2 separate regions of the Mus musculus genome follow, and region 2 is linked to region 1. The links are chromatin loops, found by intact Hi-C in ENCODE. Cell type or tissue: heart. All regions are shown on one strand. Links, peaks and the distances in the headings refer to the core of each region. The heading gives the core; the rest is flanking DNA. Region 1 overlaps Plxna4 (plexin A4). Region 2 overlaps Plxna4 (plexin A4).

Region 1 (15,520 bases), core at 4,003-12,002:
ACCTGAGCTGAGAGGATTTGATCATGGGTACCCATAGGTGTGCCAGTCCCATGCCCAAGCTTGAGTCAGGGAGCATCGTCTCTCAGTTGAATTCCTTATCTGCAAGGTGAATGAGACCCGTGGCCCTCAATCACACAGCACGGCTCAGCCAGCTAGAGCCTGCCACTCAAATGTATGAGTATGTCCCTGGAGATCTGATGAAAAAAGTGATGCACTTGCCAACTCGACCTTTTTCTCAGCGACTCAAATGATAATGGCCATGAATGAGACCTCATTTTCTGCAGGGTGCATGGAATTCCACTAATACAGGCTTACCATGGTCAAGGTCAGCAGACATTGTTTGTGGTCCCTATGAGAAAACATGTTTGTCAATCATATCTGCCTTACATGGGGATCTTTAGGGAGTTTCTCAGGTAGAAATGGATCTGCTTATGGACAAAGGTCATCAGAAGATCTCTTTTCTCATAGATGGAGATTTTGCTGGGGGAAAGAGTGGCTGGCTTGACTTTAGTTGGAATCACCAAGAGCTGAACCAGCTCCAGCAATCTCATCCACTTCCTATGAGGATGTAATGTGAAGCATTAGAGAAGTCTTCCTCCGCCTTTTCCTCCTTCTTCTCATCATTATCTTCTCTCTATGTGTCCCCCCACTTCCAGGTCATACCTAATAGCACAGACTACAACAACAGCCCTTATATATCTATGGCCTTGCTTGGGTCAAGTATCCTGACAAATAGATTCCTCATCTACAACATGAAACTCAAGGCCCCTAGTTACTATGATATATGCCACTTAGGTACATATCATGAATGAATCTAGGCCACTTACAAGGCAGGTAGGTATGTAATGGTAGGGACTGTGCTGCTTGGGGTCCTCCAAGCTCTATGAGGAACTCAAGGACAAAAGAGAAAGTTCTGAAAACATCTTCCACCTTCCATCTGACCCCTCCATTTGAAATTACACTCATTGGTTCCGTGCCTAGCTTACAGATCAGATGGTACATGAAGGAAGGATTCTCTCTCTAAAAGGTATAATCTTTGTCCTTAAGGCTTGTCAGTGTCATGACCAAAGGATGTCTATAGAAAGAGCACTTTGGTTCCTAACTAGAGAAAAGTCATCCAAGGACCTTCTCAACCCACCCAACTTCTTAACAAAAACTATGTGTGTGTGTAATACCCAGAAGAGGCAACCCTTTCCAGTGAAGCTGGAGTAACCCCCAGAAACTTGTCTACTTTTAAAAAAGCACAGATTTGTGAAGAAAAGGCTAGAGGGAATGGGGATGCTACTTTGGAGATTGAGAGCATGGCATCAAAGAGGCTAGAAAGAACCTGAGTCACAACAGGTCACAGTGCCACCATTGGCTCTGACCTCACCATGGGAACCACCTGGAGGCCAGCACATGGAGAACGTTTTTCAGGCCAGTGTTTCCCCGTGAGAGTGTGTGAGAGAAGGAGCCAGCTACAGCCAAGCAGATGGCGATTCCTAAAGACAGGGAACGTCTGATGTTCTAAGATCTTCTGGTCAGCCCAGTCCAATGGGATGTGATAGGGGCAAGCCTGCGATCTGTATCACACCCTGTGTTTGAACCCTGCCTCCATCACTAAACCCATGTGGCTAATATTTGCAATTTAACCTTACTGGGCCTCCATGTCCTCAAAGGCATGTGGCACTAACAAGTGTATCTACTTAGTAAGTTTGTTCTGAGCACAGAGAAAGTTAATATATGCAAATCATCCAAAGCAGTGTGCATAATTAGTAAGACCAAAACACATGTTGATCACAGAGGTCAGATTACCCTTTTTCAAGGAGGTCCTTTTGGGGGTTCAGCCCTGCTAATTAAGGTTGGGAGGAAATAAGTGAACTTGCTAGGATAGCAGAGAGGGTACGCACAGTACCCCAAAATGTCTCTCCCTCTGAGGGTAATGCAGGACTATAGATGCAATTGCCCATTCACAGCTTCCTGGGTCTCCTGGGTTACCCGGAGACTACTGTTGTGGAAACCACTTGTCAGAGATGCTTTTTAACTTCTTAGACAAACACTCACCATCCTTGCCTCTTAGTTGGCCTTAGTTTTCATCTTTAACAGCTTCTTGCCAAGTAAGACACGCATGCTTCCTTGACACAGGGTGAAGACATGAGACAGCCTGAGAAGATTTTGGTGTGCAAGAGTTGGCAAACTCCTGTGTCAGCAAGGAATCAGCTATTATAGTGTCTCTGCCCATCCATCCCACAACTCTTCAGGGAAGCTGGTCTTGGGGCAAAGCAAGGTAGGAGGGGAAGAGACTACAATGCACATGCCATAGTAGGGGGAGGGGGCATTCCTTTTGAAAACTGAACCAGCCACACTCTCTTCTAAGCAAAAGCTACACAAAATCTCAGGTTCTTCCCCACCCTGAGGCCAAATTCATTTGCTTTCTCCTGCAAGGTGCACGTGAACAACTGTGGTTATAGAATGGCCCTGTTTCAGATAACTTCGCTCCTTGAGTCTGTGACTCCTAAACCTGGATCAGTTACACTCCCCAAGACTCCCTGGGAGGTAAGATTCCCAGACATGTGTTCTGGACTTCAAGACAGTGGGAAGAATTAACACAGAGAGCAACAAAGGTCTGGAAAGCCCATGGTCTGGAAAGATTCTGGATTCAGGGACACAGACTCTAAGCCAAGTTCCATGAGCACTTAAGAGATAAGAGACTGTCCACGTAGGTGGCATGAGAGAGGGTTGTTTGGGACTTTCTAATACTTCAAATATCGTTTTTATTAACAACAGTGATGACCAAGTAGTGGCATACACTATTTGGGGGTCACTAGAAGTATGGCTTCTTGGCTATGGGATCCTCAAATCACTTTGTAAAGTCAAGGTGCTCCAAATCTCTCCGACCTCAGGAAGCACCTATTCCTATTAACACTGTTAGAGATAGCCGTGCTCAGCTCTCATGTGTTCATGCACACATGGTTCCAACTGATTTCTTAACTGGTTTCCTGAGTATACCAAAGTCTATTCTCTGATCAATCTTTATGTCCCTGATTTGGAAGCGTCTCTGCTGCTCCTTAACTCTGGAAAAAGTGGCACAAACCCTAGTCACCTCACTTCAACTGTGCCTAAGATGGCCCTGAAGTAATTATGTCAGAGCTAGAAAAAGATGTACATTCCATCTGCCAAGGCTTCCAACCATGTGCGCACACACGCTGGGTAGCACTGAAAACTTTAAATACTATTCATGTCTGAAGACATCACTAATGTTCATACACCTACATCTAATATTCTGTGCAAACCATTTTTCCTTGATATTGTTAATGCCATGCCCTTCCAATCCCAGTGAACTCTGAAGGAAAAGGGTGTCAGACCTCACAACCAAAAGATCCCAGATCAAATGGGGAATTCACAGAGTGATGTGCAAAAGAAGAAATGGCAGAGGTGGCTGGAAGTGCCAACGACGCTTGTAAGTCTCCTTTCAGGACTAGGCCACTGGTAACTTCTGTACCTTTTACTACAGAAGTGATAGAGTCAGGGGGAGAGGAGAAGAGAGGCAGAAGAGGGCTGAAAATAACAGGCTAAAAACGGCACGCAGGTCCCCTTGAGCTTTTCCAGGAACAACCCCCCTACACTCACACACACATACACTCTATTTATGCACACACTGTTACACATTTGAGGAGAAAAGAAGTTACATAAGATGTCAGATGCTCATTTCCATTTTTCCATGAGCCTGACCGAAACGGAGTATACTTAGTCTTGTGAGTATAGAAGCCATGGCTAGAGTCCAGAGCTTCCAACCAGCACTGAGAGAAAAGGCCCCTCCCTCCCTGGAGCTCAGAAACCCCAAGAGGCCCAGAGTATCCAGCTTGGAGCCTAACTGAAGTATTGGTACCAATGGCTCCCTTGTATGCTACAAACTTGATCTACAAAAAAAAAAAAAAATTAGTATTTAATGTAAAGCCATACTGGGCTCTGACCCCCACCTCCTTCTCCCCTACCTTGTCTGCAAAAGGATATGGGCCTTGAAGTTTGGTACGTGACTAACCTGGATATAAAGTATCTTCCTCATGAGGGCTGAAGCAGCCCACTCACCTCGCAGGGCTGCTATGAAATCCTTACGCTGTTTGTGTATACAGTGTTGTGACCCAGGGCCCAGCAGATGGCAGCTGCTTTCTCCTTTTGTTTTGCATCTCTTTTCTTCCCTTCCCCGGCCCTGAGTGATTAAAAGTGGTTCCTGCCTCTTTAGCAGAACCGGCCTCAGCAGTGAGCTTACCTAGTGGCACAGAGTTAGTCTTCACTCCAGTGATTGAAGTCTGCATCCACAACTTGTCAGTGGTACTTACCCATCCCCCAAACAGGGCTCAGCAACAAGGTAGAAGATTAGACAGAGGGCCTACGTTCAATAAGAAAGTGGTCTAGAGTCCTTCTTCCAATATACTTGCCCAGGGTCTTGATGCATAAGTCCTTCCACCTGCTCTGCCTGCCTCCCAAGAACCAAAAACCTTCAGTGATCTAGTACGCCATGTCTCGCTTAGTGGTAAATGTCACTACAAGATGGCAGTGGCACCAGTAAGTGAGGGGAAGAAAATGAAAACCAAGTCGGCCAATGTGAGCATGGACATCAGGTTTCCCTTGACAGTAAATAACCGGGATTAGTGGAGTCTCCCCTTGAGGACAGGAACACTATCTGCAGCAGTCATCCCCAGCCTTGCCTGCTGATACTGTCTACCCCAGATCTTCAGAAGCTGCTCCACAAGCAATCTGGACAGCAGGGAGAATTCTAGTAGCTTTCATTATGAAATCTCTCCAGACACCAGGAGAAAGCCTTCAGTCCTACATACAGTGAAACCTCAAGTCCAGTCGATGAGACCTCCACAGAGGTTGGGAACTCTTACTCAATGCCTAAGAAAGAGACCAATGCCTAGGATAGAGCTAATGATTCAACTAGGGTGGCTTGCGTGGCTCAACAAGTTGGGGGAACTCTCTCTCATCTAGCTTCTATCAGAGAACCTCAAGTACTATACTTGGGAACTACAGAAAATTTGGCAGGATCCTCAGGCTCTGTAAAAACTTAGCCCACTATCTCTCTGTCTCTCAAGTCCATCCCCTGAGATGTCCAACCTCACAGTCTCATTGGCAATTCTTCAGGAGTTGTATAGGACCCTCTGCTTGTGGTGGGAAGAATCTAGAACCCCTCAGTCTCTCTGATCTGCACAGACTGTATGCCACCTGACATATCAAAGGGGACTTAGAAGGTGACAAGGTTAAGGACCTTGAGGTAGAGAGAGAGCACCCTACATGATAGGCATGCTTAGATCACATCAGGGCATAAAATCAAAGGCCTTTTCCTGGCTATGGTCACAGGGAGCCAAGGCAATGGAAGAAAGTAGGAGAGGCGCAATGCTGTTGGCTTTAGGGATGGAGCAGGACAGCACTGGCCAAGGAATGTGAGGGCCTCTACCAGCAGTTGCAGGCCAGGAAACAGATTGCCCTCAAGAGCCTCTAGGTAGAAAGGAAGCCCTGCTAGCACCTTAGTTTTAGCCCAGTGACACCTGTGTGGCATTCTGACCTCTAGGCAGTAAGACAATAGCATTGGCCTTAACTCAGCAAGCCCCTGAAATGTATTCACAGCAGTAGGAACCTAGCATATTGCTGGTCCATGGTGAGGCAGGTCCCACCCTCTCCTTGTCCTTGGGCTCCCCTGAAGGGGCTACTGACTTGAGATTTCCAGCAGAAAAGCTCTTCTGCCTCTGTTGGAACCCCTAGGGATGACCTAGAAGTTAGCTCTCATTCAGCCCCCTGGCAGGGAGCAGAGCTCTATCTTCCCTTTGAGTTCTTGGGGGTCTGGTTTGTTCAAGGACCCACCAGCTCTTGTTACTAACTCCTGGAACTCTAAAGTATTTGCCAAAATGGAGGGAGGGGCAGGGGGAGCAGAACTCTCACCCTCTGATCCCAGTCACCCACCCGATTACCCTTCCTGCGTTAGGCTCCCAGTGACTGCATTCAAAGGAGAGCAAAGCAGGACGTATGTGTGCTGGCTCACCTTGTACAGCACTCCCTACCTTGTTATTTGCTTGCTTGTTTATTTTCCAGACTCTTAAACATACTGTGCCATCTTAAACCACCCAGCAGGACATACCTGCAGCATTTCGAACCTTGTCTGATAAGCCAAGCATCAAAGCCACGTGTGTGGGCATGGGTTTCTCAGCACCTGTGCTTAGTAGGAAACTCAAGGAAGTTGTTAGCTTTAAGCCCCTCTGCTATCTCCCAAGAGGTCAGTCGGAGTCAACCTGGCATTTCTCTTCCCCCCCCACACACACCCCTAAGATTCCCTTCCCTTCCCTCATACTTGCTTTTAACAAATTTTTTCCATATTTTCATTTCTTTTTCTTGGACTACAGAAAGGTCTTTGTAAGCACAAAGCCAGATCTTGCCTTGCTCAGAAATATTTTCCTCACTGACTCTTGCTTGTTAGTTTTAATGTTTATCCTGGTCAATTGTTCCAAACATGAAATACCCATCTCTAAAGGGTTCCTCAAACCTGCCCTTGTTTTTGTTTTATTGTGGTGGTGGTGTTGTTTTGTTTTCAATATCTTCTGTATCATCTTACCTAAGCTTCAGACTGACCCTGTAAGCTGCCAAGATCTGCTATGAGTAGAAAAGCAAACGCTTGATACAGAGAACCCCGTAGGATCAAAAGACAGCGGGAAGAATTGTCTAAGGAAGAAAGAAAGCTCCTCTCACCAGACAACAGTGATCACAGCAAAAGCTAGGGCAGATCATTCCGCAGACCTACCCATCCCCCTCCTGGCTGACTACCTCCCAAGCCAGGCAGGGGCCCTGGAACCCAGTTCCGGGCTGTCAGCAGAGATAAATTTAGCACCAATGATCTCATCTTGCAGAGCAGCCTCAGGGCCTCAGAGTGCTCAGGGAAACATCACTTGGACAAGCTGAGAAGTGACAGACACTACTGGCCCCTACAACATAGGTGGCAGGCAAAAAGTTCCCCTTAGAGGGACACTAAGCCCATGAGGAGCAGTGGCCAGAGTGTGGCCAGCAGGTGGCAGGCTGAAGGAGCTGAGACATGGACACCCTGAACTTCCCAGGGTCTCCCAGACCTGGGCAATGAAGCTGAAGGCTCACAGCAAGTCCACAGATGATCAGAACTGCTAAGATCTGGATGAAGAACAAGCAGTGCCAAGCATTCTCACTGTAGAGATATGGCCCATGTCCCAGCAAGTCCCTCCCTACCCCATCAGGATATTATGTGGTGGAGTATTTATAGATACAACAGTGGGCAGAAGGCAGAAGTGGCTGGAGCCCATTGCTCTGCCTCCTGCCAATAATATAAGCCCAACAAAGAGGACAATCTCCCTTGTCCTTTACAGAAAAGAATGGAAACTTGTCACAACTGCAAACTTTCAAGTTCTTCCACTGAGATAAGCTTCCCTTTCTGGCTTGCCCTGCTGGTGACTTGCTGACCAGTTCCCCCAAGGTTTCTTAGTATGTGTCACAGTGAGGCTTTCGGTTTGCAGATCCTGGAGTAAAACATTTACGAGGGTTCCAACCACTGGGTCATGGTGCCAGGACAGTTCTTCAGCTGGAGTAAGGTTTCTTGGCTCCAACCTCTGCAACCACAAACCTTTCTGATGGAGGGAGGATGGCATGAAAGTCACTCAAGAGAATGGACTTGACACTTGCAAAAAAGGACAAAATAAGCAGCTATTTCTAGGAGGTAGGTCCCACCCTAAAGTGCAATGCATATTATGCTATTAAAGGGGATGGGAAGTGATGAGAAATAGATGTTGTCACCTAAGAAAGGCCAGGCTCACATCTCAACACACCAGGGCCACCCCATGTCAGTTTCAGTCACATTAGAGGAAATCAATTCCCAAGAACAAAGGCCTTCGGTTTGATCAATGCCATTCCTGGGAATCACCCAGGACACATAATTGAGGGGCTGTCAGAGAAATCAAAACACACTGAGAAGTTGGGGTGATCACCAAGGTCTAAGTCCTTCTGCCGGGGGGCAATGTGAGCGATGTTACAAAAGAGAGGAGAGTGTCACAGGCAAGAGAGTAGGGTGGACAGCACTTTTGCAGGTGAAGAGTTCAAAGCTTCAAAGAAAGGTGGTAAGATACAGAGCCAGGATGAACGATAGTGCAGACAGTTAGCCAGCAGAAGGTCCCACAGGGTAAGGCACAGGGTAAGGCACAGAGGAAAAGGCCAGTACTGTGTCAAGGTCACACCACCTGGGGTCTTGACGCTTTAGAGGGAGAATTAAAATTAGTCTGGATTGTTCTACATTTATTCTTAAAAGTCAAAATGATATTTTTTTTTCTGTTCTCTTAATTAAGCATAAACTTATAAATCTAGGGCCTTGTTTCCGGGCTATGGGAAGTGGAGGAGGGAGTCCAGAGTCTCAGCTTCCTGAGCTCTGCCTGTCTCCTTCTCCCAGGTCATTGGTTCCAGGAACAATGCCTCCCTGCCACAGGGACCCAGAGGGCTGCTCAGCTGAGTCACATGGCCTCTTCTTCCCTAGGATACACACACACACACACACACACCACTCCCACTCCCACCCAGCCCCATAAGGGCTGGCTAAGGCATCTATTTGGAGCTTCTGATTGTCCCCTGGTTATGCTGACCTCTGAGGATTTCCTACACTCTGCTGTCCTACCTCACCCCAATTCACACGGCTGTTCATATCCCTGAAGGTTGAAGTTGCTCCTTAGAGCTATACCATACAAAGAAAGTCAGAGATATTTGCTATCCTCTTTTATATTTTCTCCTGCTGTATAAAAAGCAAACAAACAGTCTACAGGGTCTGGGGAGTAGTGAAGAGTGCATGGCATGCAAGCAGGAGGACGTGGGTTCAGATTCCCAGCAGCCATGTTAAAAAACTGGGCATGGACTATGAACCTCTGTAGCTCCAATATGATCTGTGGGCTCACGTGCCAGTTAGCTTGACCAGAAGGCCAGTGAACACCAGTAAAAGACCCTGTCTCAAAGGAATAAAGTAGGGAGCAAGACAACTGACATCCTCCACAGGCCTTGACACACACACACACACACACACACACACACACACACACACACCTACACACGTGTGCACACACAAGCTAAACAAATAACAATCGATGGCTTTATCATACAAGAGGAGAAAGTTGGAACATGTATGTAATCAATTTGTCTCAAACCTGAGGTGTAGCCACAAACAAAGTTGAGATTTTCCAGCTGTCACACGATTTCCACAACACCCAGGTTTGACTATAAACAGTTCAGATGCATGGCCAGCTGCAGATACAGACCCAAGCAGATGCTTAGACAGAGCTAAGTGCCTTAGAATCGGGAGGCAGTGGCATGGCATTCAGCGACACCCCTGGCTCGTCTTTATCTTTCTGCAGCTTAAGAGAACAATTGTATGAATGCCTAAGGAAGGCACCGTTTTCCTATTTTAAGCTTAAAAAAAAAAAAAAAAGAGGGCTTCATGTCTCCCAGATGGAACTGGAATCTAGCTCCTCCTGCATCCTTTTCCCGGGTTCTGGGGTAACAGGTATGTGTCACAACACCAAGCTTATGCAGTGCTGGGTAATCAAACCCAAATCCTCCCTTATGCTTCAGTCTTAACCTTTGCTTTCCTATTTTTATTTTATTTTATTTTATTTTATTTTATTTTATTTTATTTTATTTTTTGAGCAGCTAACAGCTCTTGTGTGTGTGAATATACCCACATGCCCTTGAACTTTTAGGGGGAAAAATGAGAACAAAGAAAGGGAAAAATTCTAAAAAGAGTGAGCAGGAGAAAGAGAGAGACAGAGAGAGAGAGACAGACAGAGAGAGAGAGAGAGAGAATGGTCTCTATCTCAGCCTCTCCTCCAAACTCTACCCATGAGCCACACAGTCTGTCACTGTATCCCCCTCCCATCCCCATCCACCCAGCTACTTCCTTCACCTCTGCCTCTAGACAGAGAAAGAGTTCATTCAAAAGCAAAGGTCTCCTTCCCCCATCCCCAGACCCAAGTCCCTCAAAAAACAATCAAATTTAAAACCCAGAGATTAAATTATCACTAAGCTAATTATGGGAATCACACTTAGCCTGGCTGCCGGGAAGCAGGGTCAGAAAGCAAAAGGCATGAAAATTAAAGGCAGATGCAGGAAACACTTGAAAAAGACCAAGTGGGAGACCCATTGCCCCCTCCCCCACTCCGGAGGAAGAAGAAACCACTCTTGATGTCGGAGATGCTGTCCATCTGGGCTATTGTCAGAGCATTTGGCAGCTAAATGGCTGCTCTCTGTCATCATCTCTAGGCCAAAGTGGGCGCAAGTCAGAGGTAAACTGATTAGGTGGTGGGCCACTAATCTCTCAGAGAGAGTAGAAGGGAAATGGTGCCTGCCTCCAAGAGGGGTAGAGCCCAGGGGCATTATCCCCAGGCTTAAGTTGCAGAGAGAGATCTGTGCCTGGTCCATGAGCATTTGTGGGTCATGTGGTTAGGTAGCTGACTGTAGGTCTGTAGGAGTCAAGTCCACGGGCATATTTATGAGGATGAATCCTCAAAGAGGGGCAAGGATATGGCATGATGCATAAGTAAGCATGTACGTTAGTGTGCATGTTGCCAGAAACTGTGAAGAACTGGGAAAGAAGCAGAGGTACCTCCTAGCTGAACTGCAGGTTAGCAGCTCCTGAGAACTGGTGGTCATTGGCCAGGCCCTGGCAGTGCTGCTATTGGCTCAGTGGTGAGTGTCCCAAAGGACACAACTGTTCTGCTGCTTCATGGGACACTATCGATCCTATGCAAATGAAATAATACTTTGGCCATAAACTTGGTAGTCCAAGAAATGAACAAAAGAACTAAAAATCCACTCTTTTTCAGTCTACAAGGTGACTTCCTCATCTCAAGCTTCCCCGAGAGCTTCGGGTTCCCAGGCAGCAAGCATGGAGGGGAGTGTCCTATGGATATCCAGAGTGGATTTCTAGAAATCACGGTCAACAGAGGCAGTTTAAAGAGAAAGTGAGAGAATCTTTGCACATTGCATTACTTAGGAAAAATTAATTTGGGGAGTTCTATTTAATTGTAGGTAAAAGAAATGATTCAATAAATTTGGATAATTTGGTTATCCAAAAGCCATCTGCTGGGCACAATCTAATCACTGTATTTTAGTCAGAACATGCCCGCAATCTCAAGGAAAACTAAATTTGGGGAGATGCAAACATCTAGAGCTTGACTAATGGGAGAAAATGAACGATTTTGGTACAGTTTCAGAAAGGAAAGAAGTACATCGCAAACGCACTGTGAGAAATTGGTTTAATAAAAATATCTGCAACGCAGTGTCTCCAGTGGATGACATACAGTGACCCTAACCTCCCCTTCGGAAAGTTTTTCTCTAGTTCTAGCCATAAATTCTTTAACTTCAGAAACACCTGGCACACCATAGATATTCCCAACCTGAAGACTGATGTTCATGATGCTAAGACTTATAGTAAGCTGGGCTGACAAAGTATGCTCTGTCCTCACCTGACCCTCCTACCCCAGACACAGCAAGCCCCATCCTATGGGGCTTAGCCTTCTCTCCTCACTCTGGCATGCTCGGTGAAGTAGAGGATATGCTACTCTCCAAGCGATAACAGCCACAGGAAGCTCCGAGCCTTCTCTCTCTGTCATGTGATTGCCAGATCCCACACGGGGTCCTCTTTTCTGTCCCTGACAATGTGGAACAAAAATTCTGCCAACCCTAGGTGCATATGAGCATAAGTTGGGAATAACCTTTGTTGTTGCAAGTCACATAAATTTGGGAGTTATTTGCTACCTCAAATTAACTTAGCCTAAGCTAGCTCTGATATACCCTTACAAACCAGCACAAACAGGCAATGGAAAGAGTAACTATTTATAGTCAGTCTCCAAATGCATGTTTCCAACATCCACAGATCCAGAGCTCCTTAGGCAATCTGGTGGCCCTGTGTGCTCATGAAAGAAAGTGCTTACATGTAACAAGAAAGAAGTATCAACTATATCAATGAGCTGTGTTTTCCATCTGAAGGCAGTAAGCGTGCCCTTTTTTAATTTATTTTATTTTGCTGAATAACACATTCCTTTTTAGAAAAGAAATCTCGGCTACAAATGTCGAAGCTTATTTCCCATAATTTCTCGGTAATCAAGATGTGACTAAATAAAAATTCAAATTGATAACATGGATTCATCACAAGGCTATTAATTCTAGAAACGGATTATTCATTTTTTTGAAAGTATTCACAGGCTTCTTTCAACGAATCTAAAGCCTCCCACCCAAAAGCCTGTAGGTCAAGAAACCCAGAGCTTAGCTGAAGCAAGGAAGCAATGTCACTATAACATACATCCCTTCCACGATAGCCGTGTCCATCCTATGTGGGGTCCAGTGTCACAGAATTCACGGGGTCTCCACCCAGCTGGGCACTGAGGGCCATTTATATGCAAGGTCAAGTCACTCTGGGTTTATCTTATCTTACTCAATTAAGTCTCACTGAACCTAAGAAGGACTCTGAATATCTAAGTGAGGCTTATAAACATCTTTTCCTTTCCCAAATCAGGTATGACCAGGAAAAGGCCCAGAACAAATTGGATCATAAACACTAAATAAGATATTCTGGACTGGGGAGATAACTCAGTGGTAGAGAGCTTGCCTAACTATGTGCAAGGCCCCACATTCAACCTCCAGTATTGAAAAGGATATGTATGTAAATAGATGCATCTATATATGTTAATCTGACACATTTAGATATGATCATGACCATATGCAATGTTTTAAAAGCCTATTTGCCCATCAAGAACACTTGTAGTAGGAAAATCTTTTTTTTTTCTCATAAAATATCACAGGTAAATTCCATGCTCTGTGGGGAAGATAAAACTGATTATCATAGGACAAAATTTTGATAACTTATTAGAAAGACCAAATAAAGAAGAAATCGCAAAGTTGGGTGGAAGTGGATGGGAGGAAAGTAATGGGAGGAGTTACAGGAGGGCATCGAATATGTTCAAAATACATAGTATAAAATTCTCAAATAATTAATAAAGCACTACTTTAAAAAGATCAAGTTAAAGTTAAGTTATTGTCTTACAGATCTTTAGAAATGGACCAAGGGTATCTAAGTACTATCCCTTTTGACAACAAATACACACATCCACACACATGTAAATACACACATACCCACATATGTACACACATTCACACACATAACTCACACACAAGACACACACTTACACACAAAACATAAACTCATATATAAAACACACACTCACATACACAGGCCAAAAAACATATACACAAAAGACACACAGACACACAAAACTCACAGCCACAATATACACAAGATGCCCAGAGCATCCCAGGTGTCATACTGCCAGCGGCACAACAGCACACATCTGAGTGTCCCATGAGGAAGACCTACAAGCACAAAACATCAGGATTGGGCTTAAGTTTTACACACAGCACCGAGAGCCAGTGGCAAGGTGGCTTCAGCACCATCCTGTATTCCCATGTCCGCCCAGCTATGCCTAAAGATATTCAAATGTGAGCGGTGCCCTAGCCACTCCCACCAATCTTGGTGGGGAGGAGACCTCCTGGGTAGAGAAGCAGAAATCTATTCCTTTCCTTTGCAAGCGTTTTCTGCCTACAAAGTCTCAGAAGCTCTCTCTGGGTGGGTAGAGCCTTCTGAAAGGACACTCAAGAGAGAAAGACCTCAGAAAGAAGTTGGGATCAGGAAAGGCAGTAGGGTTGCCATGGTTTGGTAGCCAGAGAGTAGTGCTAAGGAACTAGGTAAGCCCTGTGACCACACCTACCACTCTAATCGACCTGATCTTTGACTGACTTATCTTAAGGGCATTAGATGGACTCAGCAATACAATCACACAGCCCTGGGTCAGAAACAGAGGGTGTGAGAAGTCCACCCTGAGTGATGGCAGTCATGCCTTCCTGAGAGGACGGTGAGAGTGGGTTGTGGGAAACTGTATTGCTCTTTCAGATCCTCTGCAGTCTTAAAAACTATACAGTTGACTTTAAAAATATTTACATAAATAACTATGAAGTTTTGGATATGGAATTTAGTTGGTAGGATACTTGCTTAGCAACTACAAAGCCCTGGGTTCCATCCCCAGCATTGCATAAATCAGCCATGATACTGCATGCCTATAATCCCCCCACTTTGGAGTAGAAGCAGAAGGATCAGAAGTTCAAGGCCACCCTCAGCTACATAGTAAGTTTGAGTCATTTTGAGATCTTGCCTCAAAATAGATAAGCTAGCTAGCTAGATAGATGGATGGACAGACAGATACTAGATGGATGGATGGATAGATAGATCATTTAAAACAGATTGTACAAATGCATTTCTTAGATGAAGCCTCTTTCATTCCCACCGACTTGCATCGTCCCCTCCAGGCACACAGTCTGTGAAGACCTTGAGCATGCACTGCTGTCTCAGACTTTGATAATCCCACTTAAGTCCCAACAGATGGGTGAAGATAAGGCCTTTGTGTAGACTTCCATGCAACAGAACAATGCAACAGAATGGTGGGGCGTAGAAGATGAAAGTGGGGAAAGCCTGAAAGGTGTGGAGAAATACTAAGAAGCTGGGGATCAGGTGGGGCCTTTAGGAAGAACAAGGAAGCTGGTTGTCTAAATGAGGAGAGATGCTCACAATGACCAGCAGTCACACGGAGCCAGGACCACACATCAGATCCTTGCATCACTGCCACAACTAAGTAGAAGCATCCAACTTCCAAAGGAGGAAAGACAAGAGACCCTGGATGACCTGCCACAGGCAAAACAAGCAAGAGCCACACATAGCGTAGTGTCCCATGGAATGCTGAGGGGGAGTTTTATTAAGAAAGCAAAGACCAAGCAAGGGTTGAGTACATCTCAGGCCAAAGGTCAGTGGTAAGAGGAAAAGCAGAGCTTGCTGCCTGTTTAAAACTGTGCCTATCCCAGAGCCTCCTCCCTGAGCTTCCTCCAGCCTCTGCCAGCCTCCCACAGCCTCCCCACCCCAGCCTCCCACAGCCTTTTGCAGCCTTTTTGCAGCCGACCACAGCCTGCTGAAGGTCTGAGCTAGGGCACAGTAGCTCCTAAATAGGAAGTCATAGTGGAAGGAGAGAGGAAACGGGATGTGAATGCCACTCATCCCCTGCATAAGAAGCTGAATCTCAGGACTGAGCCTCTTCCTCAATACTGACGTTTAGCCAGGGCCCTTGTGAACTCAAAGCATGAGTCCAGCCGAGACACACTAAAGCACCAGGCAGGACATTTTTTTTTCATTGGGTCTGGCCATTTTTGCAGGGCTTCAGGCCAGGGGCAGTAGATGAGGTGAAGTTTGTTGTTTTTAACATGGAGAATGAGAGGAATGGGTTGCTTCAGGAAGACACATCTGCCATACTCTACAGGTTGAATTAAAGAGGCAAGAATTTAGAGGCAGGAAAATCAATTACAGATGCCTAAACCAGAGCAGGACAGAGAGAAAGTGCAAGCCTCCGGTAAACATGCACATATGGACCAGGTACAAGAGCCTCCTTCAGGCTAC
Region 2 (15,520 bases), core at 4,244-12,243, 150 kb before region 1:
GATCCATACCCCTACCATTCTGCCTCCTGTTAGTTTCTACAGCATGTGCTTGATTTGTTGGGTGGCCTCAGATAAACTATGGGGCTCAGAGTTCCCATCTCGGGCCACTGTGCACCTCATGAAATGCTCTTCATCACTAGGAGTAAGAGAACATGTGGATGTGAGTTGAAGCAGTATGCTTGATTAGAGTTAAGATGCAGATGAGGCCCAAAGATGTGCATGGTAATATAGCGAAACAGTGCTTCCTGCATGGTCCTCAACAGCCAGTATATGCCAGTTGCTTAACAGATGCTTACTAAATTAACTAGTAAACATGTACACTGCATTCATAATGGAAAATACCCCAAAGGGTCCCAGAGTTCTAAGACACCCTATCATGATCCCCTAAGCTAATATCTCATCATCCTAGAGGACCACTAGGTTTCCTAACACCAACAACCTCTGGAACACAGATCTATATGGTTCTCATCTTCTTCTATTGCTTCCAGCTATCCTTGGGAAACTTCAGGAGACCAATTGTTGCTCCTCCCATAGGCACTGTTCTGCAATTTCCTTGAAAAATAAATAACCCCAGGAGCATCAGACAAGTGTGTATTAGCTCGACATCTGCTCCCACTGATGAGCTCTGCTCTGGTCCTTTCCCAACAGCCTCATCAACCTGCTGGGGCGCCAGTCTTTCTGTGGAGCATGAAGACTGCCTTGCATGGATAGATGTGTGCTCAGCTGTGTAGCAAAGAATGGTCTGTTTACCTGGGACAAAGGAGTGATGAATCTGTTAATCTCCCAGGATGGGGCAGGAGGAGAATGCAACTCCTGGGGGGGAAAAAAAAAAAGATAGGGGTCTGTCTGTCTCCTTCAACCTCTTGGTCTTAGGACTACATGATAGCTACACATTGTGGGCCACTCTGGTCCACGTGGCGCCACCTGGCTGCTGGCTGAAAAACTGAGGGTTGCTTTAAGGTGGTAACAGACTGAAAAGCCCCGAACAAGGTGAAATATAGATATAGATGTGGTGTGTGTGTGTGTGTGTGTGTGTGTGTGTGTGTGTGTGTGTATACATCAAAAAGGTGGCAAGTTATCAACCACATGTGCCACATTACTGAAAAACCTATCTCAAGTATCACTAAAAATGGAAGATTCCTCCATCATCCAACTGAATGCCAGGACAGAATCCAAGCCTTCCATGTGCTGTAGCAACTGTCCACGAACATCTTACTCATGAAGCATCTCGTGCAGCATAATGGTGGGTCCCAGTAAAGGTTCCTTACATGCTCCTTCATCCTTCCTTCCTGTCTGTGTATTTTTGACTACAGGGCTTACAGTACTAAAGATATCAGAGTGACTCCAGGCTTGAGTTGACAGTTTTGGCTCCAAACCTGTACTTGGCAATAAGGCCTCTAAAGGTATCACATGCCATTGTGAGGACATCAGTTACTGTCCAGTAACAAATTACTGGAGCCTCTTGGCACTCTGTGCCATCGCATAGACCACTACTTGTATGCTTCCTCTTTCTACTACAATCCTGTAGGTTTCCCTCTCTCCAATCTTAAAAAAAAAAAAAAAAAGCAGGCACCCTGAGAAAGAAATTCTTGGACTTGGCACCAATGAGTGCCTTGGAATTCTTGATCCCTGGAGTATGGCATGTGAATGGCTCACAGTCAGAAAAATCTGTCCCCAAAGACACTGTAGAGAAGAACCCTTCCCTGACTTCAAGTTGTGGGACTGAGAAGGGTGTCCCTGTGCCTGGATGACATCACCAGATGGAGCTGGAATGCACAGATGTAGAAAGCAGGGGGCCCCAGGTTCCAGCAGGGAGGGGATGGCTGGGATATGACAAAGACTCTTTTGACTACTTGTTATCCACCCCCACCCGCAGTTGTGGGGGGCCTAAAGACACACTCAAGTCAGATGGTAACTTCTGACCTCAGCAAGGGAGCGCCTGGAGGAGAAGGAGGAGCTAGAATTGAAGTATCTCAGGGCCTAGCAGGGAAAACAAATACTATGTGTCTATCTATGTGGGACGCTCATTCTGCCCAAAGCCTGTGAATTTAATTGCAGAGAAATGCATTTTAGAATAAGATATTGGAAAGCCATCCTGTCTGTCACTGGGCACAGTGATTACAATTATTTATGCAGCGGTACTATGGTCTGTGTGTTTCACAGCAATTACACTATTGATCTCAGGACTCTGAGGCACTGAGCAAAACCCATTGGCATTGTTGCAGTCCCTGTGGGAATTATTTCTCCCATACTTCAGATGTGAAAACTGAGGCTATCCACTGAGGAAGTCACCAGGGCCATAGGAGTCTATGGCTGAAAGAATCAGTCATCAATGAACTCATATAATATGCAAATGTTATATTAACATATTAATAGCATCATATCCATTTGGCTAGCATTTATTCTACATTGCTGGTGTTAGCTTCTAGGTGTATTAGTCAGGGTTCTCTATGAAGCAATATATATATATAATTTATTGGAATGGTTTATGGGCTGTGCTCCAAGTAGTCCAATAGTGAATGTCTATCAAAGGAAAGTACAAGAATTCAGTAGTTTTTCAGTCCACGAGGCTGGATATCTCAGCTGGTCTTCAGAATACACCATAATCCAGGAGATGTAGACTCTAATGCCAGCAAAGGAATGGAGTTCTCAGCAAGAGCAAGCAGGCAAAGGTTGCCCTTCTTCCGTGTCCTTTATATAGGCTTCCACCAGAAGGTGTCACCCAGATTAAAGGTAGATCTTCCCACCTCAAAAGATCTGGATTGCATATACCCAGAAGATGTTCCAACTTGTAATAAGAACACATGCTCCATTATGTTCATAGCAGCCTTATTTATAATAGCCAGAAGCTGGAAAGAACCCAGATGCCCCTCAACAGAGGAATGGATACAGAAAATGTGGTACATTTACACAATGGAGTACTACTCAGCTATTAAAAACAATGAGTCTATGAAACTCTTAGGCAAATGGATGGATCTGGAGGATATCATCCTGAGTAAAGTAACCCAATCACAAAAGAACACACATGATATGTACTCACTGATAAGTGGATATTAGCCCAGAAACTTAGAATAACCAAGATACAATTTGCAAAACACATGAAACTCAAGAAGAAGGAAAACCAAAGTGTGGATACTTCATTCCTTCTTAGAATGGGGAACAAAATACTCATGAAAGGACTTATAGAGACAAAGTTCAGAGCTGAGATGGAAGGAAGAACCATCCAGAGACTGCCCCACCCGGGGATCCATCCCATAAACAGCCACCAAAACCAGACACTATTGCATATGTCAGCAAGATTTTGCTGACAGGACCCTGATATAGCTGTCTCTTGTGAGGCTATTCCAGTGCCTGGCAAATACAGAAGTGGATGCTTACAGTCATCTATTGGATGGAACACAGGGCCCCCAATGAAGGAGCTTGAGAAAGTACCCAAGGAGCTAAAGGGGTCTGCAACTCTATAGGAGGAACAACAATATGAACTAACCAGTATCCCCCAACCAAAAGCTTGTGTCTCTAGTTGCATATGTAGCAGAGGATGGTCTAATAGGTCATCAATGGGAGGAAAGGTCCTTGGTCTTGCGAAGGTTATATGCCCCAGTACGGGGGAATGCCAGGGCCAGGAAGCAGGAGTGGATGGGTTGGGGAGCAGGGTGGGGGATGGGTATAGGGGACTTTTGGGATAGCATTTGAAATGTAAATGAAGAAAATATCTAATAATAATAATAATAAAAAGATCTGGGTTGCAGGTGTATCTATCTTCCCACTCCAAAAGCCTCAGATTATAAGTGGGACTTCCATTTCAAATGCTGTAACTAAGAAAAGAATCCCTTGTATGTGTGCCCAGCCACTTGGGTTTTAGTCGAGATGTAGTCAAGTGAGCAACGGAGAGTAGCAATCACACTGGGCCTTCCCAAGGTATTAAATAATGTAATGATTTAAATAAGCTATACAAATTCCAATCACCATTCTGCGTAGAACTGGCTGCATGGATTTTTGGGAAATGAGTCAGCTTTTCTGACCTTTGTTTTCCTCACCATGAAACACAAACACCAAGAGAACCGACCGCATTCGGCTGGTGTGAAGAGGTAAGGATAAGGAGATTTTAGCTCAGGACCCAGCACACTATCAGAGTTAAGCTAAAGTTGCTATCACAGGAGATTCCTTGACTCAGACTACATAGCCATAATGTCCTGCTTCCCAGCTGATCACCGTGAAGGAGCTGGGAAAGGTATGCTATACTCTATGCTGTGACATAGATATTTCTGGTAGAACCAAGACACTTGGTTATTTCTTAATCCTAATGGTTTGCAGCAGGCGGCAGCCCTGGACCCTTAGGGCATGTGTTCCATAGTGAAGAAAACACAGGTCAGAGAAGTTGTCTCAGTTCCCAAAAGCCAGGTAGCTTCAATGGGACATGTACTTTATTCACATAAATTTTAAATGGCTCATGGGAAGACATAGTTGTGCAAAGACCTCCTCCACAATGACCAGCGCCTTTGGATTCCAGCGAGTGAGGCATTCTTCTTGGGGTTAAGCATCTTTTAATGTACAAATGCTTTGCTGAAGGAGAGTTACTCTCATGAGAGGGAAGACGGTGGTGAAGAGAGAGACCCCACCCAGGAAGAAAACCTGAGTGTGGCCTAGTCCAGTTGTTGGCAACTCTGCAGCCTTGTCTCAGACTACTCTTTTCTCTAGGAATCATTGCAAAATGATAAGGTTAGATGCTTCCCGAGGTCCAAATTACAAAATTATATACAATAAATATCTATAATTATATATAGCTACATGTAATTATATCACAATAAGCATAAATCTGTCTATCTTTATCATACATAATATACACATAAACTAAATGCATGTGTGTGTGTGTGTGTGTGTGTGTGTGTGTGTGTGTGTAGCAAGGCTAGGAAAAAGGACAACAGAAGCCAAGGTAGATCAGGGTGGGGGTGTAGGAAGCTCTTTTGAAGAATTAAAAAAGTATCTCTGTTTGCACAGATTTTACAGTTTTGCCTAAAACTGTTTCAGGGACTTCTCCACCTCCCCCAAAGCAATGTGAGTTTCAAATTCAAAAACTACACATTCTTCACACACACACACACACACACACACACACACACACACACACACACATGCACACGCACACACAGACACTAACAGTCCTCAGGGTTTACACGTTTCCTGTAGTGGCCTAGGTATAAAACAGAATGGTTTATGCTCTGAGGACTGTGGGTGTGGTTGGTTCCTTTTCTTCCTGTTGATCTTAGGTCTTTGCATATCAGACATTTGGTCTCAAGTCAGTACCTGACACTAGAGGGCTGCTGTCTGCTCCTTTCTGATTTTTTGGGGTCTCCAGAGTGAACCCTAATCAGCAAGAAGGTGGAAGGGAGATGATGGGAGGAGGGATGTAATGAGGGAACAAGGTGAGAGTCAAGAGGTGAGTGAGTCCAGATTTTACAGGCTCCCGAGTTCTCAAACTGCAAAAATGCATCTCTATTAAGCCTTCAAAACACAAGCCCTGTGACGAAACCCTCCCTCTTGGTCCACAGTTTGACCTTTTAACTGGCCTTCTTGATTTCTCATCCCTCAGAGTGGACCCGAGAAAGTCATGATGGAGTAGCTTCCTCCTCAGCCAAACACGACAAAGTTGTGTCATGTCACATAGCCTCCTCCTGGATTTCTATGTATGTGAATATTTCCTCAATCTCCAATGGGCTGCCATCACTTTTTGTGCAGAGTGTATATAAATAAAAGCATCAGGGGCTTGAAGATTATCCGATTCGCCCCTCTCCTATGCGTGCATCTGGAGTCTGTGTACTTCCTCCATGGCTCTCCCCTCCCTAACTTTTCCATTGGCACCCACGATGAGCACTGGAGAGGGCTGGAAATGCAGTGGCATTTCTGTGCCTGGGGTTTGAGGGACAGGACCAGAAGGACTCTTATACTGCTCCACTGTGAATGGGCTCTGGGAGGGTCCTTTATGTAGTCTATTCATTCCTTTACCGAACAGTAAGCATCGACAGTGTGAAATCCTATTTTGGTCCATTAGGAATGGGCTTTGGGGGTCTCTTTTTGCCTGGTTTACATCAGCTGAGCACCTACTGTGTCAAATCCTGATCAGAGACAGGAAGATCTAAAGGGAATTTAGCTGGTCACCTTCCTAGTCTCCTTTTCTAAAATAATTCATTTTCAGGGAGGGGATTTGGAAAACAGTTTCCCATTTGTTTTCCAGTTTGGTTCATGCTGGTATAGTAGGTGAACAGTGAGCATTTGTACATTAAAATGAGCCATAGCACCATGAAGGTAAAGGGGTAGTTCTTCCCCCCCATTTTTAAGATGCTTTTATGAGGCATCTTGTTATAGCAAGAAAAGCAGGGAGTGCACAGCCTAGCACACCAGGTTAGTAACAGAACACACGGCAGTCGTGCTTTATTCCTGTTGTGATAATGTGACTTCAAGCATGAGGGCTGCACCCGGCCAAGCATCACAGGAGAGGACCAGCCTACGGCCATCTGACCCAAGAAATGCCACAGATCAAAGTCCAAGGCGTGATGTCTCCTGAACCCTGGCCACATTCATACCATTGTCAGGTCAAAGTTCTCTAAGTGAGACAATCAGAGCTGGGACTCTCCGTAGTCTCAACTGCACTCTCTCAGGTCTCCCAGTCACGTTTCCATGTTTGCATTGGGGTGATAACACATGTCTTTGCAGCAAGCTGTCTACCTGAAGCTCGGAGTACCTTCCCGTTCTCAACAGAAACTGAATTAATCAATTTAGGCTTCTGGAAAATGGTAGGTTTCTTATTTTAATTTCCCTCTCCCCTGATGGAATGGTGGTGGGGAGTAGAGGCCCTGAACTCTCACAATCTAGTAAGATTTTAAAACACAGATTTAAAACTTCTCTCTAGAGCATTTACTCAACAGTGGTTTCACACCTCCAACTTTGAAGAGGGTTTTCATGTAGAGCACATAGGTGGCCCTTAGAGCCTTGGGGTGAGCCAGCTTTATAAAGAGTCCTTAGGTACCAGCCTTCTAGCAGATGCGTGACAAAAAACTGGATGTGAAATGACTGTACAAACCCCTGTTACCACTGCAGCTCGCCGCCAGGTCTCGTGCACTAAGCCTACTGCCATTACCATGTGGCCTGGACATTCATTTTCCTTTCAACAGGTTCACAAGTAAAGCATTAGAGACTTATCACAGAAAACCCACTCTTTAGTCCTCCGCCTCCCCCTTTGGATCAATGAAAAATTTGCATGAACAAATGAGGTGCTATAAATCTTACCATTTCTCAGACCTAGGTATATACTATTGTGTCGTGTTATATTTAATTAGGCTGCATTGGGTTAAATGTACTGTACTGGAAGAGACTGAACTGGCTTCAATTGGACTGGAGTAGACTAAGTTAGGTTGGGTTAGATTAGGTTGAATTAAGTCGGGTTGAATGGAATTGAATTGGGTTGGCTTTACTGGTCTTTGTGTGAATTAAGCAAGTTTGGATATACCAAGTCTTTCCTGATTGCTTACATTCTGTGGTATCCAATACTCACTCGATAACTCTTGCTGAGCCACAGTGGCCAAGATGAGAGTGGTGAGAACACAGTGGGGCCCCACAAGCAAAGGATAGTGCCACATTGTCTGAACACCAGCTTCGGAGACCCTCCTAGTTGGTCCCTTTCCTTAGCTGGCTCAGGTTGCAACCAATCATCCAAGCTGCTTCAAAAGGGGATAGGGAAGAAAGCCAAAGTCGGGGAGTGAAGAGCCAGAGAGAGCAGGCAGGGCGTGGGGAGGGGTAGGAGCCAGGCAGCTGAGTTTGCATGCCAGCAAGCAATCTCTCAGAGTAGGAGAATCTGACTCCTGGGAAAGACTGTGATCTGTTTTCCCTCCAGACTGGGGTAACTCGGTCAATGAAACTCAATCCTGATTGGTTGTGACATGAGGTCATAGACAGAGGCAGGGCAATGTCAGAAGTTCATCTACATACAACAAGTGGGCTTGCAGGTGTGTGCAAGGAAGGCAGGTAGGCGGGGAGGGCAGAATAGCCCCTGGGGAACTGGCAGCCGTTCTAATCAAACAGGCCAACATGCCTGCCCAGAATTCAGAGCACCCGAGGGGGTCACAGTGAGCTTGACCCTTTGGTAACCCTACTCACTACAGGGGAACTAAGGCACGCGGGGGGTGGGAGGGGGATAAAAAGCAATAGTGCTCCAAATCCAGAGCTTCAGGGGGAGAGATGTCTAATTATTCTGTGCTCTGTTGTTTTGGCTATTGGGGGCTCGATGGAAGGAAGATCAGTGCTCCTCTCCCTGGGGCTGGGAGTCAAGGTTCTAGACCCACTCTCCTCCTATCTCACAGAGGGAGGAGCTCCACAGCTCCCACTAACACCTTTGCTTCTTGGTCTCCCCATCCCAGAAAATAGGAAGGAGGAAGGAACCTTTTAAAGCATCTAGTCATCATCATGAACTTGGCTTTCCCTCTCTCTTCTCTCTCCCATCTCATCTGTCTCTTAAGACAGAAATCTAATACATCTGTGCTCACTATAACAGATAACCCCAGCTGCTGCTGCAGGCTGCACAAGACTGGGGGGAGGGGCCTGGCTAGGGAGGTGTGTAGATGTGCATGTTTAGTATATAAATGGCTACGAATGTGTGCATGCATGCGTACACCCACGTGCCTGTTCATTTGTGGTTTTCTGAAGCTGCTCTTTAAACCCCTGTGGCATCCCCGCTGAATCTTGCATCTCCTCCTGCAGCCAGTAGGTGGCAGAGCTGCAACAGGCCGCTGATTCCAGTCCGATGGCACCAGGGTCAGGACGAGGGAGGGAAGACCTGTCCAGTAAGCTCCCCCTGCCCCAAGGTGTCCTATGGAGCAGAGGTCCTGAGCAAGACGATTTAAAGGAGAGCTAGCCAAAACGCTTTTGAGATCTCTGTATTTCTTGATCTACTCCTTTCTGTCTTCCCTAGGTTTATCTAGAAAGGGAGACTTTTTGTTGGTGGTGATGTTGCTGGCATGTGTTTGTCTGTTTTATTTCTATTTTTGTTTTCCACGACTGAGAAGCATCTGCAGTGCGGTTTTTACACTGACTGGACAACAACACTCTGCCTGTGGAGTTTATGACAGGGCAGCTTCCAGAGGGGTCCCTTCCTTTTGGATTATCACTCATCAGAGCTATAGGGACCTGGGAACTTGAACTTCAAATAAGCACTCCTGGTGGTCAGCTGGCATGCTGAGTCCAGGGAAACACTAATAAGAAAGAAGCCTGTAATATACAGAGCCACCTAGGGCAGTTTTCAGGTCTTGTCATTCCTAACCCTTCAGCCTGCTTCTTTCAGCTACCTGTACCCACACTCCTTCATGCCCCCCGGGGGGGGGCGGGGGGGGCAGGGCTTCAACTCCAAATCTTAATCACCTAGCACTTTCCTCTGGCGCACTCCCAGGGCTATGAGATTCCTGTGCTTCTCCACAGGACTTAAGAGGACTACCTGTCCTCTAAGAAGGTTTTCTCACACTACCAAGAGGAGACCCTGTCACTCCAACCTTGCTCCTGTGCCCCCCTCATGCTCCTGCATTCCTGGCCCCAACGGAGTCAACTGTCCTGGTAAAAAGGTTCCACAGATGCGTGACCCAGAGCTGCGCTGACAGATATAGAACCAGAGCATCTCCCTTCAAAGACAGCATAGCATGAGACCCAAACAAAAGAGTCACCCAAACAAAAGAGCACAACACAGAGAGGCCCCCGAGACCGTGTATACCAGTTTACTCTGACTACACTAAAACAGATGGTTCCAGACTCAGAAAGGCTTTTCTCAAAATACTCAAATTCTGAAGTCTCAAGTCATGGTTCCCGAGAGGTCACATCTCTAAAAAGGCCACTAGAGTCCTCCCCTTCCTACTTCTTGTGACTACTCCTAAGCCCTGCTGTTCCTTGGCTGGTGGCAATGTCCCTTCTTCCCCATGTCATCCGCCTTAATGTCTGCTTCCTTTGGCTTCTGCAGATGCTGCGAGCCTGTCAGATTCCATCCTAGCTTGATTCCACCCATAAAGAGCTTATATCCAAATCAGCCATCGTACATGAACACCAGAAGTTAGGAATTCACCTTTTCTTTTAGGGGACTGCAGTTCAACCCATAGAGGACTAGAAACCAAAGGAGCACGTCTTTCACTTCTTCCCTTCTGTCTGGTGAGAGGGGTGCTGAGATGGAGTCTCAGTAACTTCCCCGCCCTCCACTTCTAAGAGGGTCCAAGTGTTTCTTTTGGTGGATACAGTATGAAAACCACATTCATATACATCCCTCGGGATACCCTAGAAGAATTTAAAGCAAGAAGCTTCAGGATCCCCTGCTAGAGCTTCTGAGTGCTGGCCTGGCCATTTTCCAGTGACCTCTGGGAACTTGACAGACATGGAAACTCTGTGGACTCAGTCAGAAGCTCAGGGAACCTAAACCAGTTAGCATCCTGCACTGGATAATCCTTGATGCTTTATTATACTTGAAGTGATGGTTCCAGTCACAGAAGACATGAGAGTGTCCCCAGCAATAGCCAGCAACCACACATCACTTATTGCCAAAGATCTCCCCCATCCTTCTGTGCTCTGTGGCAGGCACACCTCTCCCGGAGGCCCTTTCATGGCCTCCTGTGAGCAGCTGGAGAATGTTAGCCATCCACTCCTCCCATGATCACAGCCAGCCTCTGTCTCTCCTTACCTGGCTGCCCTCATACATACTTGCCTGTCCTCACCTCCCTCCAGCTCTCTTGACAGAGAGAAAAGCTTGCCAGGGGTTGGCTAAGTTAACTCTGCTCACACGCAAAACAAACCGTTATTTTTTTCCCCTATCTGCCAAGCTGCTGAAGGCAAGAATGTCAAGCCCAGGGTGTGTGTGTGTGAACGTAAGATCTACAGTTATCCTAGCGTGTCTGAGTTCTAAGCAAGCGTTTGTTGTTGTTGGGTTTTGTTTTGTTTTTTAAAACCATGGTCTAATTCCCAGGGAGCTGCCAGTGGCAACCTCTTGGATGTGCTTTATGCCAGTGGTGACAGTCTCTGTACACATTGCCTGATTCAGGGGATGAACAACCACTATGAATAAGAGATGACGGGCCATTCCTGGCATCTGCTTGTGTTTCTGATCCCCTGGAAAGGCAGTTTCCTCCCAGCCATCTTAGATGCTGGTATGTGCCTGTTTGCACATAGAGATGCAGGCAGGCAGGGAGATGGACAAGCAGGGCGTTTGGGAGGACAGGTGTTAGAGCCTGGCAAATGCTCGAGAAATAAAAGCTATTTCGGTGGGGAGGTGAGGAGGGTCACAAAAGTCTTCTGCCGAGAGATACAATGCATGTACTAAGAGTGTAAGTGTATGTGTGTGTATGGGCACACGTGTGTACGGGGATGGGGAGACCCCTAGGACAGCCCCAAGTCCCTGGGAACACTGCCCAGCCTAAACATGAGCAAGAAGGGAAGCTGTGGAAGGAGAAAGGGTGGGGGATATTAATAGTACAGGGTTCCATGCCTCAGAAGAAGGTAGCAGCAAATAGAGGCTCTTGGCAAATTTGAATCCAGTCACAAAGCCAAGAAAAATGGGAGAGTCCTGAGTTAGCGCTGAGCTGTTAAGATATTCTTTAGTTAACTTCCTTAGGACTGGTGTGTTCCTGGGACCCCAAGGGAAGGTCAAGTTGGATAATCACATGTTTCCGTCTTCTAGATCTCAAGCAGAAACCAGGAATCACCATAGTAGAATCATTGTTCAATCAAAATGAACACAGAGGGGAAGGGGTTTCAAAGAGACTGTGTGAGGAAGCTAGACATCTTCACAGGCAGGCACTTTGGTCTGAGACCCAATTTGCATAGAATCTATAAGCCAGACAGACAAGGGCTTGCTTGAGTTTAGCTTCCCTAAAAGGGCTGCCTGCATTATTTCCCTTAAGCCCACATCAGGATGCAAGAGATGTGTGTACCACACAGCAAGAAGGCAGAAGGGAGGGGCAGGGGGAATTGGAGAGACAGCTCAGTGGTTAAGATCAGTACTGCTCTGCATCAAAGTTTGATTCCTAGCACCCAGGTGGACAGCTCACAACTGCCAGCAACTCTTGCCTCAGAGAGAGCTGGTGCCTCTGGCCTCAGAGGGTACCTGCACTTATATGAACATACCCACACCCTCCCCAACAAGACAGATGGGCAGACAGACAGACAGACAGACAGACAGACACACACACACACTTAAAAATCATTTTTAAAAACTAAAGGAAGAGCAGTTGGGTGTCCTGACCACAGCTCCCTCTGAGTGACACTAATGCCATTTCAACCCCCAAAGCACACAGGGCCCCAAAGAAGCAGAGTCTCTCCGGCACCCCTGCTTCAGGAAGCTCTTTGCCTTTACTTCCTAAATGCCTCAGCTGGCATATGTATTTTTAAATAACTGTGGCCTATTCTGTATTATGGACTTAAGAAGTCATTGGGTCACTCTGGAATAAGAAGGGATGCTTAGGAGGAAACGGATGCCACAAAATCCCAAGACTCCGTTTTCTGCAACGTGCAGGGTCATTCAGAATGAGCAGCATAGTCACCCCCCCCCCCATTGCTCTGAGCTGTCTTCGGAAAATGCAAGCAGAAAGACCTTAGGATGAGAAATAGCAGGTTGGAGGTGGGGCCCATTTATATCAATGTATTCTCTGGTGCCGATGGGACACTATGGTGGCATAACGGGAATCCAGGGAGGGAAGATATGGATGGAAGCAGAGACTCATAACTCAGATGGCCACTGAGCTGTGGTCCCTGTGACTTCATCTTGTCTACTCTTTCTTCTCTCCTACCCGACAACATGGCTGTAAATCACCTGTGCCTGCATACTGCTTAGGGCTGATACACGATTCATGGAATCAGAGGCCAGATAACTGCTGGGAACACAAAGCCAAGAAAAATGGGAGAGTCCTGAGTTAGCACTGTAGCTGTTAAGATATTCTTTAGTTAACTTCCTTAGGACTGGTATGCTCCTGGGACCCCAAGGGAAGGTCAAGTTGGCTAATCACATGGGTTCATTCCACAGAAAACAACATCACACGCTTATCTTCTCTCTGCTTCCCATCATCCACATGTCCCTTTCTTTCTTATTACTGTGCCCCTTGGTATTTATCCAAACTTATCAGTGTTAGCAGGGGGGATATGATTGGACGGTAGGCAAAATGAGCATTTACTTAGCTCTTTACAGAGATTAAAGATCTCACAGCATAAGGATGTGGGTGTATTGATGAGGAGTAAAACACCTACCGCTTGATCCATCTGGTCTGACTATGATCTAAAGTGTCCTTGCATTAGCTCCTCCAATCCTGACAGTGACCTGAGGACTTGTCCATTGGAGGGAACAGAAGGAGCCTAAACCACCAACTCCCAACCCAACAGTTGACCTGGCCCTCCTCATATCCATCAATACAATTCATAAACTAATATACAAAACCATTTAACCTTCAAAATTATTTTTGAATTTATCTGAAGGGGTTCTAGAATTCATAGCATGTTTTCAATAGCCAAATCTCATTCCGCTCTTATCTTCATTAGGGTTACTTTTGTGGCCATGAGACACCAGGGCCGGAAGCAACTTGGAGGAAAGGATTTCATTGGCTTACATTTCCTCATCACTATCCATCACTGAAAGAAATCAGAACAAGAACTCAAATGGGACAGGAACCTGGAAGGAGGAGAAGTATTCTTTCCTGGCTTACTCTTCATGGCTTGATCAGCCTGCTTTCTTACAGAACCCAGGACCACCAGCTCTGGGATGATAACACCCACAATGGGCTGGGCCCTCCTCCACCAGTTACTAATTAAGAAAATGCCCCACAGGTTTGGCTACACTCGTATGGAGGCATTTTTGTTTTGTTTTGTTTTGTTTATAGAAGCTTCTTCAGAATGACTTCTAATTTGTGTCAAGTTAGCATAAAACTATCCCACACATGGAAAGATGAGGGGATTTATTCTAGCCATTATAGCAGATACTCTCCAGTGCAAGTCTATTGTCCTCCTGCCTCCCAAGAACTCTATGGTACAGGGTGTCGTTGTGCCAGGCAGTCCTCTGGGAGGATCTCATGGGCCATGGTTGAAGAAGACTCTGCTAACGCAGAGTGGTGACCATGATTAAGTGGTTCTGGAAAAGGACTCAACCCAAGATTGAAAACCCCTTGACGAAATCTACAAGGTTGTCAAGGCAGGAAGACTTCAACTCCACCATCACCATCATTATTGTGGTCATTACTCTTCCGTATCTTGGCAGCTACAGGAAATAAACCCTACCCTCTAAGATAGGATGAGCCCCCTCTCATTGTGGCTCCTCCAAGCACATAGTGATTCCACACAAAACACAAATAAATTCAGGTACAATTAATCGCAACATCCACCAGAGGACCAGTGAGGACCTGGACCACAGTGAGCAACTCTAAGGTAACTAGAGACAGCAAGACAATGGATAACAAGAGTCTACAGACACTTGTATTATCTACAAAGTTACTGGAGAACATTAGACAAGGATATTCGTAGCAAATCCTCTACTGGGATGCTAAGCTCCAAGAAGAAAGTGAGGATAATGGATGGGAAAAGAAGAAGGGAAAGGGGAGCAGAGGAGAAAGCAGAATGGGAGTGAGGAAGGATGGAGGGAGAGAAAGAACCACATGGGAAACGCTGCCTGCTTTGAATCCTTCATAAAATGCCCTAACGGGTCTGCCTTTCCTGCTAACAGCCATTTTTGTTTGTATTTATTCTGTCAGGGTGTACATGCCATGTAATCAGGGTCTTAGTCCATTTTCCCCCAGTGATAGATGATGATAAGTCATGTTGGCTGTTAATAATCTACAATTACCTAACAAATTTTGAGCTTGTAGTACAGCATCATTAATATGTTTAATTTATCGTTACAATTCCTTCAGGTTAATGGTTTGAAAGTATGTTGGAGTTTAATCTGGGCAGTTATTATAAAGTGCTTGTTTCTCGTTAAAATGTAAAACCCGAGATAGTCAAGATTTACTTGGGATAAAATGGCTGGAGTAAATCTTCCCCCCATCTTCCCACGGAGACCGGAATGAGATTTGGCTATTGAAAACACGCTATGAATCCAAGAGCCCCCTTCAGATAAGTTCAAAGTAATTTTGCAGATTAAATGCTTTTCCCCCCCTGGGGCTAATGGGAGTCCTGCCTGAAGCCAGAGTTTGTTCTGGAAGGATTGTATGGGTGCTACAGGGAGGGGGGCAGACAACAGAAAATGGATGAGAACTGAATCGTGCCAAAAATAGAAGCACCGAAGATTCCTGGGAAGGTATTTGAATGGCAGTCAGTGAGTGACAGGAAACAGAATACACTTTATGGGCCTTCCTTATATCATCAGGAAAAGATTACAATCAAGAATTCCCACCCCAACAGATACAGAGCAGAAGGGCCAGGCTCCTTCTCTGCCTAGGTTTTTACTGGGATCTCTGACTGACAGACTCCCACAGCAACACCAGTGGCTACATAGACACTTACTTCAACTTGCCTTTGCTTACAG

Evidence for each region. A loop is a pair of places that touch in the nucleus more often than their neighbours do. Peaks named below come from ENCODE experiments on the same cell type or tissue, not always from the same donor. Only the 100,000 strongest peaks of a DNase experiment are listed, where the experiment ranks them.
Region 2: a loop joins it to region 1, with 4 times the contacts of the local background. A loop is called at or near these places in 11 of 42 quality-filtered maps.

What each region holds. Positions count from the first base shown.
Region 1 is chr6:32,472,471-32,487,990 of GRCm38, forward strand. The region is part of intron 3 of Plxna4 (plexin A4); the gene reads right to left. Among named protein-coding and RNA genes, the nearest start is that of Plxna4os1, 31 kb to the right of the region's middle. In heart, for the core only: a CTCF peak has its summit at 7,032 (motif pointing right); DNase peaks (open chromatin) are centred at 6,901 and 8,481; H3K4me3 peaks cover 448 bases; H3K27ac peaks cover 7,214 bases.
Region 2 is chr6:32,319,533-32,335,052 of GRCm38, forward strand. All of the region lies in intron 3 of Plxna4 (plexin A4), which reads right to left. Among named protein-coding and RNA genes, the nearest start is that of Plxna4os1, 180 kb to the right of the region's middle. In heart, for the core only: CTCF peaks have their summits at 5,318 and 8,754 (motif pointing right); a DNase peak (open chromatin) is centred at 8,749; H3K27ac peaks cover 2,626 bases.